3 separate regions of the Homo sapiens genome follow, and all the other regions are linked to region 2. A link is an interaction called in ENCODE POLR2A ChIA-PET data of the cell type or tissue named here. Cell type or tissue: GM12878. All regions are shown on one strand.

The links. ChIA-PET counts read pairs that join two places held together with the same protein. Peaks named below come from ENCODE experiments on the same cell type or tissue, not always from the same donor. Only the 100,000 strongest peaks of a DNase experiment are listed, where the experiment ranks them.
Region 1: POLR2A ChIA-PET joins it to region 2 with 5 read pairs; 6 of 35 experiments call an interaction of 5 or more read pairs at or near these places.
Region 3: POLR2A ChIA-PET joins it to region 2 with 8 read pairs; 12 of 35 experiments call an interaction of 5 or more read pairs at or near these places.

The regions. Positions count from the first base shown.
Region 1 is chr2:73,820,639-73,824,638 of GRCh38, forward strand. LOC105374807 (a long non-coding RNA gene) reads right to left here. Exons shown (of 3, transcript XR_940246.3): 3 at 2,499-3,582. Among named protein-coding and RNA genes, the nearest start is that of STAMBP, 6.3 kb to the right of the region's middle. In GM12878, a CTCF peak has its summit at 3,492 (motif pointing right); DNase peaks (open chromatin) are centred at 863, 1,793 and 3,497; H3K27ac peaks cover 2,537 bases.
Region 2 is chr2:74,030,865-74,034,864 of GRCh38, forward strand. All of the region lies in intron 3 of TET3 (tet methylcytosine dioxygenase 3), which reads left to right. Among named protein-coding and RNA genes, the nearest start is that of TET3, 48 kb to the left of the region's middle. RefSeq lists enhancers at 1-401, 402-901, 1,474-1,573, 1,644-1,813 and a silencer at 1,878-2,023. In GM12878, no CTCF peak of the experiment used is centred here; DNase peaks (open chromatin) are centred at 1,667, 1,767 and 2,137; H3K4me3 peaks cover 2,828 bases; H3K27ac peaks cover 3,390 bases.
Region 3 is chr2:73,968,986-73,972,985 of GRCh38, forward strand. The region is part of intron 1 of DGUOK-AS1 (DGUOK antisense RNA 1); the gene reads right to left. Among named protein-coding and RNA genes, the nearest start is that of DGUOK-AS1, 10 kb to the right of the region's middle. RefSeq lists an enhancer at 2,057-2,226. In GM12878, no CTCF peak of the experiment used is centred here; a DNase peak (open chromatin) is centred at 2,236; H3K4me3 peaks cover 2,618 bases; H3K27ac peaks cover 2,916 bases.

The sequences.
Region 1 (4,000 bases), 210 kb before region 2:
GTCTTCATTTCTGAAGTTTTTCTTTTGTTTTTAATCCTGTTCTGAGTTCTACCATCTCACCTAATTTTGATTTATATTGTTTTCTCACCCTTTTTATTGCAGTAAAATACACATAATGTAAAATTTACCATTTTAACCATTTTAAGTGTACAATTCAGTGGCATTAAGTAGATTCATACTGTTGTTCCACCATTACCACTATCCATCTCCAGAACTTTTTCATCATCCCAAACAAAAACTCTGTACAGTACTCATTCAGTAACTTCCCATCCTGCCCCCCATGGTCCTTTCATCTTTTGCATCGTTTTTTCCTAATGTCTTTTAGCTAGTTTTGAAATAGCAGATTACTCTTTGGATCAGCTGGCGGGGCTGTCTTTTCTGACTTGCTTTTGTTGTCTGACAGGATGCTATTCTGCTGCTTATTCTCTTTTTTCTTATAATACCTTTGTATGGGATTTGACTACGATCCTTTTCTGTTATTCATTTTTAGGTGAAATTGGTTTTTCTGCACTTTGAAAAGGAGGTGTTAAGGATAACTTTTCTAAAACTTCCCCAAACTTCTCTTTTTTAAAAATGTAGTGTCAAATGACATGGTGGTTTGCTTTTTGACATTTCCTAGCTCTGTTTCCCTCCCTGATTTTTATCTTTGTATCCGTTGTTCCTCCCAGTAGTTTTTCCTCTGTGTTTCCAGGGCCACATCCTGGAAAGGAGCTCTGGCTGCTCGGGCTCAAGAGTGGGAAGGGACTAGACTGCTTCAGTGCTTCAGAGTCTATCACAGGTCCCTTGTACTTACTCACTTTGTGACTGGGCAAAACCCCTCAGTTTCAGCTGCTGTTCTCACATTGGCCCATGGTACTTTCCAGTGAACTTCTCTGCTGGCAGTTTGAAGGCATACTGTCTACCACTCCCTCTTGTGTGGGTGCCATACCAGGCAAGTCTGGTGCCCATTGGTGATGGTTTGCCCCACCCTCTTGTTTTGGGGTTCATAGGGAAAACCGTCCTCTAGTTTTGTGATAAAGGCTACTTATGGGTTTTTTGTTTGGTTTGATCTATTTCCATGAGAGGATTTGAGGAGATTCAAAACTACACTGCTGCCTCCATCTTTCTAAAATCCTGCTCAATCTTTTGACATAATTATTTTAAACATGGGAACCCTGTAGTTCTCTGTTCCCTTAAACAGAGCTCCATTTGCCCCAAACTAGTTAAGACTCTGAGTCAGACAAGGCTTGCTGAGTCTCCTCTCTCTAACATGGCAACTCTGTACTTGCTCAGTCCATGTTTTGAGTGAGAAGTCAAAACACAACAGCCTAAAGGGCTCATGGGTGGACAATCTGGAGAAAGGCCCTGGTCAGAATGTGCATCGTTTCCTTCTCTTTGTATCTTCTTTCCTAAACGTGTATAAAATTGAATCTCTCATCTGCCCTCCTACCCCCACAAAAAAAAAAACCTGGTTCATACACAGTTTTCTTTATCTCAGTTCATGGTAATGCCATTTTTCAGTTGCTTGGGGCAGAAACCTTTGAAGTCATTTGTAGTGATTTGTTAGAGCAGCGACTAGAAACTAATACAATGCTCATTAGAGTATTGTAACAAGTAAGGTGCCATCTGAAAAATAATATAATTAAGTTAGAAGAAAACCTTACTCTTAGCCACAATCACTTGCTAATGGGATATGTATGCCAGTTGGGTACTGTACATCTCAAACCTTAGAATCAAGTTGGATATTACCAGCATCACTTCCTGTTCCACACTGATTTGCATAGGGCACTTGCCAAAAACCCAGCTTCACAAAGATACAGTATCATTGAAAGTAATGTGGCATGACCTGATGTTGAAACTGTGAACTATACCTACTAGCTAGAAGCTCATGCAATATCTAACAGATGTTGGGTATTGCTATGAATCCTTCACGAATTTAAAATACCCAGCTGCACCCAGATGAATCTGCTGTAGTGTCTTGGGAGCACATTGGTGCACTTTTTTTTTTTTTAAGACAGGGTCTCACTCTGTCACCCAGGCTAGAGTGTAGTGGTGTGATCATAGCTCACTGCTGCAATCTCAGACTCTGGCCTCTAGAGATCCTTCCACCTCAGCCTCCCAAAGCACTGGGATTGTAGGCATGAGCCACTGTGCCTGGCTGGTACACCTTTTGAACCACAGTCCTAATTGGTTTTCCTGTTCCCAGCCTTTTCCCTAAAATTTGTCAACATGGCAGCCATAATGATCCTTTCAAAACACAAATCACAAAACACAAATCAGATCACTCTTTTGTTCAGTCCTTCCCATAGCTTCTCATTTCTCTCAGAGTCAAAGTCAACATTGTTACAGTGGCCTGTGAAATCTTACCTACAGCAGGGGTCAGAAAATATTTTCTATAAAGACTCAGACAGTTAAATATGTTAGTCTTTGTGGGATAGATCATCTCCGTCTCAACAACTCCACTTTCTGGTTGTAGCATGAAAGCAGCCACAGAAAATACATAAACAAATGAGCATGGCCATGTTCCAATAAAACTTTATTTACAAAAACAGGCTGCACTGGTTTGCTGACTCTTGCCCTATATGATTTACAGCTACACTCCCCTTCACTCCACTCCAGGCACGCTGAGCCCCTTTACTGTGCCTTGAATGCACCAGCAAGCTCCTGATTGAAGGCCTCTGTACTTGCTATTCCCTGCCTGGAAAGCTCTTCTTACCTCCAAGTCTTTTCTCAAATCTTTTCAATGGGAGTTTCCTTGACCACACTATTTGGAATTGCAGTTGCCTCACTGCTTCTCCCTTCCTTCAATCTGATTTCCTGTGCCAGGGCCCATTGCTTTCACAGTACTTTGAACCTTTTAATACACTATGTAATTGACTTCTTTATCATGATAATTTTTATAATCCACTACTCCTCCATCCATCACTAAACTACAAGATCCCCAAGGGCAGGGAAATTTTTGTCTGCTTTGTTCATTGATATGTGCCTAATGCCTTAAACAGTGTCGGGCACATAGATGATAATCAGTATTTGTCAAATGACTAACTAAATGAGTATTTTTCAGAGTACACACATAGTGGCATGCAATTCTTTATCCCTCATTAAAAGTTATAGTGCTTGGTCATAATTCAGGCCCTATATTTGAAAAGAAATACGTAAACAAAATATAAAATGATAAAATCTCTCATTCAAAATGTCCAATTCTCAAATAGCCATAAAGTTTCACGTGTCATTTAACTCTTGTTGAAATTCGCAACCTTGAAAATGGCACTCTGACCTAAAACAAAGACTTTGACTTATTGGAAAATAAATTATACAGTCCACAGCTAGCAAGCAGGTAACAAACGAAAAAAATATGTCTAACATAAAACGGATTCCTCATGTACACATTTAAACATAAATTTAAACAATATATACACATTAAAAATATTTCCAAGCATGCGTAAGAACTCATTTTCCAAAGTGGTCATTTTTCTTGGAGATGAGAGAGACCAGTCTTCAAACAAACTGTAGGGGGAGCTCCAAACCACAGATTCACCTTCATGTTACTGGTTTTACAGTAGCCTTCTTAAGAACAACTTCACTGGGTAATTCCAACTCCAGCTGAAAAGGAACATATATGCATGCATTCATAATGCACAAACTTAAAAGATCCCAGTGCATTTGCTACATTTCCCTTTATTTGAATCAGCTCATTCTATATCTTTTTCTTCCCAAGTACTTTTCAAACCTATTTGTCATTTTATATTCCCAATGGACTCATAGCAAAAATTTTAACAATGTGAACAATTTGTTTTTAGTACACACTCCATTTCTGCTTTCATAGCCCCTCCATTCCCAAGCAATGTTCAAGATAGGCTGTTTTAGTGTCTCAATGCATGGAGCTCACCTAGCCTCCCCTTGAGAATATTGCTCATCTTTTAAAGAATTTTTTCCTTCTAATGGCTCTAAACCTTCATCCACGGAAGACTTAAAACAACTGGAACTCAGTTTTTCTTTTTTCTTTTCTTTTCTTTTCTTT
Region 2 (4,000 bases):
GGACTAGGGTTTGCTTGCATATGGAAACATCAAGAGGACATCAGAGGGGATGGAAGGGTTTAGCCAGGATGCCCAGGGGAATGGATCTTAACGTGATTTTTTTTTGTAAAGGGATGTCCGGGGGGGAGTTGCTGAGGAAAAGGATGCAGGCGCTGAGTTAAGTTGTAAATGTGATGGGCTTAAGTTGCATTCAAGTGGAAGTGTGTCTGGTAGCTGGAAAGCAGTCAAGGAAAAAGGAAACTTTGGGGCTGTTGGTGCAGGCTGAGCGGTGGGGCCTTGATTGGAGGGGAGGCTTCTGAGGGGAGCATGGGGCGATGGAGAGCAGTGAGGGCAGGAGAGTGGAGAACAGCTCTGTTGAGGGGACGGAGGAGGAAAAGGAGAATGGAGGAGGACCAGTAACCGGCAGGGTCACGGAAACCCAGGGTGGGCAGGTGAGTGGGTGATCTGCTGCCACAGACAGGCCAGAGAGACGAGGGACCCCCGTGGCCTTCCTCATCACCCCGACTCTCAGAAACAGATAATGGTTGCGCAAATGCCTAGGTTCCTGTTCTGTTTCTCCAGCATTGCACCCAGGCCTTTCAGATGAACATGTGCAAACCCAGATTACTGGCATCTTTCAGTTATCTGGGCTAATAAACGAGTAGTGACTGTGGATAATGAAGCTTTACACACTAAGATGAGTTGTGTGACTTTTCCAGGAGTTGAAGTTTAGGATAAAGAGGATTAATTTGTGCTCCCCAATTTCCTGCCTTCTGGACAGCAGCAGGCTTCCCTAAATGGCATTTCCTAGCCTACTCTGTGAAGTTGATCTTGTGGCTGGTAGGTGGATACCCTCTGCCAAAAATTAATTTTCCTCTAGATTTTTGGGTGGTCACTTAAAGATTTATTTCTTTGAATGAAAAACTTAGGTCTTAAGTCCTTCAGAAAGGATTGAGTGGGGGCAAACACACAGGGATTCCTGTGAAAAGCTGAAATCCATGAATATTTATTGAGGCACATGTGGGAGCTCATTCTCCAAAAGAATGATTAGAACCTTGGTACCTGGGAGGCCATGGGCATCCACTATTGACTCTGATGTTGGATTCTACTTTGCCACTCACCAATTCTGAGCTTTGGAGTATGTTAGTTATCCTCTCTGTACCTCATCTACTAAAATGGATGTGGAATTGTTGGAAGAATAGAAAGGTTACATTTAAACGTAAAGGTGCTTATTTAAAGTTTGCACTCAGCACTCAAAACTGTGGGCTGCTGTCCTCCTTCTCTAAACCTGGCCCCTTTGACACACCTGAGCTGTCAGTGGGTTTTGAGGGATTGGGGGCTTCTTTAGGGAAAGTACATGGAGCCTTTAGTGAAGGACTGGCTCTGCGGGGGACTGTGGTGTTAGCAATGCATGCTTTCTGTTTCTTTAGCCTATTAGACTTTTGGGGTAGGAGGTGTGGGTGATGAGGAGTAGATCTGTGCTGTTGGGTGGGAGGAGTTGTGAGAATGCCCTGCCTCGCTGGGAACTGATGGGGGCTTTTCTGGCCATGGGACGTGCACCATGGGGCTTGGGCGATGGCCCCAGCGGCTGCAAGAGGGGTGTGTCTCTGTGTGTGTGTGTGTGTGTGTGTGTGTGTGTGTGTGTGTGTGTGTGTGTGTGTGTGTTAGGGGAGTTGAGGCCCTTGCTGGGTCTGGCTGAGGAGCTGCCTCCGCGTCATGACCTGGTTCTTGTGTGCTGGCAGCTTCAGAGCAGCTGCTGCTGCTTTTTGCCAGGCCTCAGATGTGGTTAGGCTCGATTTCCTCCCGGCTGGCCTCTGTCCACCGGCTGCTTGAGGCAGGGGCTTCCGTCAGGAGAGCTGGATCCTGCTCTGGGCCGCAGATCAAGAGGCTAGGGGTGGGGCATGGGGAGCCTGCAGAGCAGCCAGCAGCTGTGCTCCCCCTTCACCCCCACCTGCTGCAGGGGAGCGTGTGCTGCCCAGGCGATAACTTTGCATAGGTTAGAGTTGCAGGGCTATATTTTGGAGTTCTGGTCCGAGAACAGCAAGTTAGTTACATAGAACTTTTAATGGGTGGGAGTTTCAGGCTTGGCACCCCATCTCAACTAGGCTTATCTTCACCTTCCAGTGCGTCTCATCTCTTAGAAATTTTCTTCATTTTCTTTCTGCATTATGTGTGATCTGCCTCTGTGTTATAACTGCGTACAGCTCTCTAGCAACAGAAATAGCACAAAAAATACCCAGAAATTTTCCCTGACTGCTCCCTTCTCGTCTCGTTCACAGACATGTGTAGTTTGCAGTTTCAGGTGTTTTATAGGTGTTCTATTCTTAAATCTTTTTCCCCTAAATAAAAATGAAAATACCTATGATAAATTTTGGAAACTATAAACGAGAAAGTTACTCATCCTCTATCACGCAGAGGATAAGCACTGTTAACATTTCTGTATGATTCCCCTTGCTGTTTTGTGTGTTTACACAGGCATGCGTTGTGATTGAATTGAACTGTTAAATTGGGCAATATTTTGAATCCTATTTTTTCCCCCATTTCAAATATTATGTACTTCCCCCATCATAAAAACCTTCTGAAAGCATTCATTTAATAAGTACATTCTCAAGTTTCACTTTTTCATTTAATACATTTAGTTTTATGTTCTTATTCCATATCATTTTAAGCAGTTGTGTACATCTACTGATTAAATATTATAAACAGGCATACGTTGGAGATACTGCAGGTCCAGCTCTAAACCACTGCAATAAAGTGAATATGGCAGTACAGCTGGTCACGTGAACTTTTTGGTTTCCCAGTGCATGTAAAAGTTGTGTTTACATTATATTGTAGTCTAGCAAGTGTGTGATAGTATTATGGCTAAAAAAATGTGTACATACCTTAATTTTAAAATACATTTTTGCCAAAAAATGCTAACAAAGTAAGCACATGCTATTGAAAATGACACCAGTAAGATTTGCCCAATGTGGCTGGGCACGGTGGCTCACTCCTGTAATCCCAGCACTTTGGGAGGCTGAGGCGGGCGGATCACCTGAGGTCAGGAATTCGAGACCAGCCTGGCCAACATGGCCAAATCCCATCTCTACTAAAAACACAAAAATTAGCCAGGGATAGTGGTGGGCACCTGTAATCCTAGCTACTTGGGAGGCTGAGGCAGGAGAATCGCTTGAACCCAGGAGGCGGAGGTTGCAGTGAGCCGAGATCGTGCCATTGCACTTTAGTCAGGGCAACAAGAGCAACACTCTGTCTCAGAGAAAAAAAAAGAAAAAGAGACTTGCCCAATGTGAGGTTGCCACAAACCTTAAATTCGTCATTAAAAAAAAAAAACAACAAACCACCCCCAGTATCTGTGAAACACAATAGAATGAAGCACAATAAAACAAGGTATGGCTGTATTATAGTTTTTTTTTTTATGTATTACTTGAACCATACTTGACCCTAGTATTTTATATATGTTAAACAGATAAAGCATAATAATAAACACATGCCAGTTCCCCAAGTTAGCTGGAATATTGCCAACATCATTGAAATTACCTGGGTGTTTTCCCCCAGCCCTATCTCCCTTCTTCACCTCCAGAGGTAACCATTACCTTGAATTTTGTTATCATTCCCTTGCTTTTTAAAGTCTTCATTATATAAGTTTGCATTTCTGTACAATACATTTAATTTTGCTTGCTTGTTTGAGGTTTGTAGACTCAGTAGGACATATGTAGTCCTCGAGCATTGATTAAAAAAAAAAAAAAAAAAACCCTGTTGTAGATTCTGGGATTCATTGATGTTCCTGTGGCTCATTCATTGACACTGCTCTATAATATTCCATTGTCCATTCTGTAGTTTATGCTCCTTTAGAAATACTTCCATGATGTGATTTTTATGAGTAATGCTGCCATGAAAATTTCTGTACATGTCTCCTGATGCATGTGTACAAAGCTTTCCTAGGAGTCGGATTGCTGGGCTGTAGGAGATGTGCATGTTTGACATTAAAAGGTAGCACCACAAACCTTTTCAAAGTATTTGT
Region 3 (4,000 bases), 62 kb before region 2:
TTTTAGTAGAGATGGGGTTTTGCCATGTTGGCCAGGCTGGTCTCAAACTCCTGACCTCAGGTGATCCACTCGCCTCAGCCTCCCAAAGTGCTAGGATTACAGGTGTGAGCCACCATGCCTGGTCTAAAATCATCTCTTTGTCTCTTTATTAGAGCATGGCTTATGTCTTATCCCACTTTGTATCTCCAGTGCCTGGCACATGGGAGTGGGTAATTCAATAGATACTGGACAAATGGAAAGCAGGAAGAAAGAAGAAAAAGGGACGCAGGCTGAGCCTGAGAAAGACCCCTTGCACTAAGCAATGAAACACCTCCCACACCCTTACCCCTCCATGCTGCGAGCAACATACTTGCTAACATACTTAGCTACGTACTCGCTAAGACCCAGGCCAGCTGCAGGTGGGCTCTGAGCAGCCTCTCTGACTCTGGACTAGATTACGTGACTGTAAGATCCTTAGAACGGATGGTAGAAATAGATGATGATGATGAGCCCTTTGATTCTGCCCTCAGAGCCACCCCCTCCCCCATGATCCTGGAGGCCACTTTGAATCATGAAGTGCCTCATAAAGAGAGAATTGCAAAAGACAGAAGAAGCCTCAGGCCCTGACTTCACAGAACTGCAACTTTAGCCCTGGACTCTCTCCTCAGACTTCTACATGAGAAAGCTGTAAACTACTTTTGTTTTGTTTTTTTTGAGACAGAACCTTGCTCTGTCACCGAGGCTGGAGTGCAGTGGTGCAATCTCAGCTCACTGCAACCTACACCTCCTGGTTTCAAGCTATTCTACTGCCTCAGCCTCCCGAGTAGCTGGGATTACAGGCATGTGCCACCACCATGCCTGGCCAGAAAGCTATAAACTTTGAAGCCACTGTTTAGGATTTTATCATTGTATACAATTGTGCTAATATATCCTGTGGCTCTGAGCTTGTTGCAACATTCTCTCTTGCCTAATTTGGGGCCCTGCTTGCAGTGCAGGTGTGTGCCCCATGGCTTACGACTGGGGACCCCGGACAAACGTTACCTGGTACTGGACAGCCTCTGCAGTGATAGATAGTTCCCTGGCCACCAGCGCTGGCACATGGGAGGAATCAGAGAAGGGGATTGGGAGAAACTGTATCACCCTGGGCAAGTCACTGAACATCTCTATATTTTAGGTCCCTTGCTTTGAAAGCAAGGAAGACCATCTTTAAGGTCCTGACAGTCTCCTGCTTAAAATATCCACCTTATGAATGAATAAGCAGCATGGAGTACATGGAGGACTTGGGTTTAGACATCACACAAATCTGGTTCCAAATCCTGGCTGGGCCACTCACCAGCAGCGCAACTTGGACAACTTGCCTCTCTGAGCTTCTGTTTTCCTTAAATCTGAAAATGAAACTAATTTTGCAACTATTTTTCAAGTGGTACCAAGAATTAGAAATATTGTAGACAAACTTCTGGGCAGAGTAGCCACTCAGTAAATGGAACTGGTAGGTGCATGTGAGTGGAGAGAAAGAAAGAGCTGGTGAGTGCTTCACAAAGTACAGCTGAGCTGAGCCTTGAAGGGTGAGGTGAGGACCATTCGGGCAGGTAGGGTGGGAAGGACGGTCCAAGCAGGGGAGCAGCATGGGCAAAGGAAGGAACACACAGGATGTGATGGTGAAGGGTGGGGTGCGTCGAGGTCCTTGTGGGATCAGACCTCATGCCCCTAAGCGTGATACCACTGTGGACCAAAATGAGTGCTGCTTCCAGCTAAGGAGCTTCCTGGATTACATGGCATTCTAGCTGGGCATTAAGTGAAGTAGGATTTTTAGAGCAAGACTGGGTTGAGGGTGATTTGGAGTAAACACCATAAGCAAAGGCAGGGAGCTAAGAAAAGAGCCTGTGAGGGGGTGGGGTTGGGCAGGGAGACCGCAAGGCTAGAGTAGAGGGCAATAGCAGGCAAGAAATGCTCAAATGTTTTAAATAGAGTGCTTGGCAAAGACAAGCCAGGCCAGCCAAGCCTCCATTGCTCACACTGTTGTCTTATCTGTTTCTTTCAGCATTTCTACGTAGGCTGTATCTTTGAGGCCAGAGCCCAAATGCCCGGGTCTGGAAGGAGTCTCTGAGGTCCCTTGGGAGACCCAGCAAAGGGGACCGGTGTGGGACTTCTGCTCAGAAGGTGGAGGGCTGGGAGAGCAGGCAGGCATTCACTCTGCTTCCTTCCTGCCTGGTGGCTGGCTGCATGCCCTGAACTTGACCTCAGATGACCTGCGTGTTCCCTTCAGTTTCAGTGCCAGCAGCAGTGAGCTTCATCTTTGGCTTTTTTTCTCCTTCAGAGCAGAGACTTTCTCTCTGCTCAAACTGGGTTTTTTTTGTGGTGGTGGTGGTTGTTGTTGGCTTTTTTTTTTTTGAGATGGAGTCTCGCTTTCTCACCCAGGCTGGAGTGCAGTGGTGCGATCTCAGCTCACTGCAATCTCCTCCTCCCAGGTTCAAGTGATTCTCCCACCTCAGCCTCCAGAGTAGCTGGGATTACAGGCATGCGCCACAACACCCGGCTAATTTTGTAGTTTTAGTAGAGACAGGGTTTCACCACGTCGGTCAGGCTGGTCTCATACTCCTGACCTTAAGCAATCCACCCGCCTCGGCCTCCCAAAGTGCTGGGATTACAGGTGTGAGCCACGGAGCCCGGCCTCAAACTGGTTTTTGCAGCACCAAAAATCTCCCCAGTACTTGGGCAGACCTTGCCGGTGGGGTGTCTACTGTTGTCTGCCTTTTTTCAGTTTAGAATGATGATTTTAATGGTGCTAGATCATTGTATAGGTACGTAAATAAAGACTAAGGGTGTGTTTGTACAGATGGGAGTGTGTAAGACACGTTTTTCCCAAGCAGACACAGCTAGTTAGCAGCAGAGCTGGAATAGCCCGGGTGTCCTGACACTCAAGCCAGTGCTTGCTGCCCTGCCTATGAGCTGCTTAACTCTGTACACCTCAAATGTCAGCATCTTGAAATCATTGTGTGAAAAAGTGAGTTGGGTTTCAGGCATTGTCCTTGTTAACCCACCACATGCTCAGATGTTCTGTGGTTTGGGTTGGCATGCAAAATAATTCCAAAAATGCCTGGATTTGTCCAATGTCACTGATTAGTGCTTGCTTTAGAAGACTAAGTCCAGCATTAGCCTCAGTAAGGTACAAGGAACTACCACAGTTTCTCCTTGATCAAATGCATAAGGTATAGATGTAGAATACTTATAAAGGAAAGGGACTGACTTCTAATCAACATACAGGCTAAAAATTATTATTGCCAAATAGGCTGGCGTTGCTCAAAAACCTCTTCGGAGTTGCCTTTGGAGCCAGTTTATGGGTCCCAGTAGAGCCAGGCTCTGTTCATCATTCAACAAGAACACACTGAGTGTCTGTATGTCAGGCACAGAGTACAGTGAGTAGCAAGACAGATACACATGTACCTTACAAGTGACCTTTCTACTTAAAAAATAAAATGTCTTACCTAGGTTAGACTACCACCTTAATCACCAGGTTTGGTTCTGAAAGATATTTTTGGCTGCTTTCTAAAATTAAGCTCTTCTTCAGAGGATGGAGAATAAATTCACTGATTGAAAATACTCAGAAAAAAGAGATGTAGCTTAGATAAAGGCAATCTCAAACGAGGAATTCCCAAGACATTTTAAGCTATGGTAATACAACCTCACAAGGAAACAATTTAGATAAGAATATTTATTTGGAAGTAGACATTCTGGTGTGTTTGTTAAAAGTGCAAAGGCACATTGTCAGGAGAACAAGGTTTTGACTCCTGGAGACCAGCCACTTTTCAAAGCAGGAACGACCAAATGATCTGAACCAACCCAGATCTATTGGCTGCTGTCCCCTGCTCATGAGCCCTCTGGCTAGGACTGCCCCAGGCATCCACGTTTGAGAGCACCTGCCTAAAAGATCTGCAAATCAAATCAAATTATAGGATGGACAGTTTTGAAACAAACCTGCTTATTTGCATCTGCCCCAGTGTTGTCAAGGATATTCCACTGA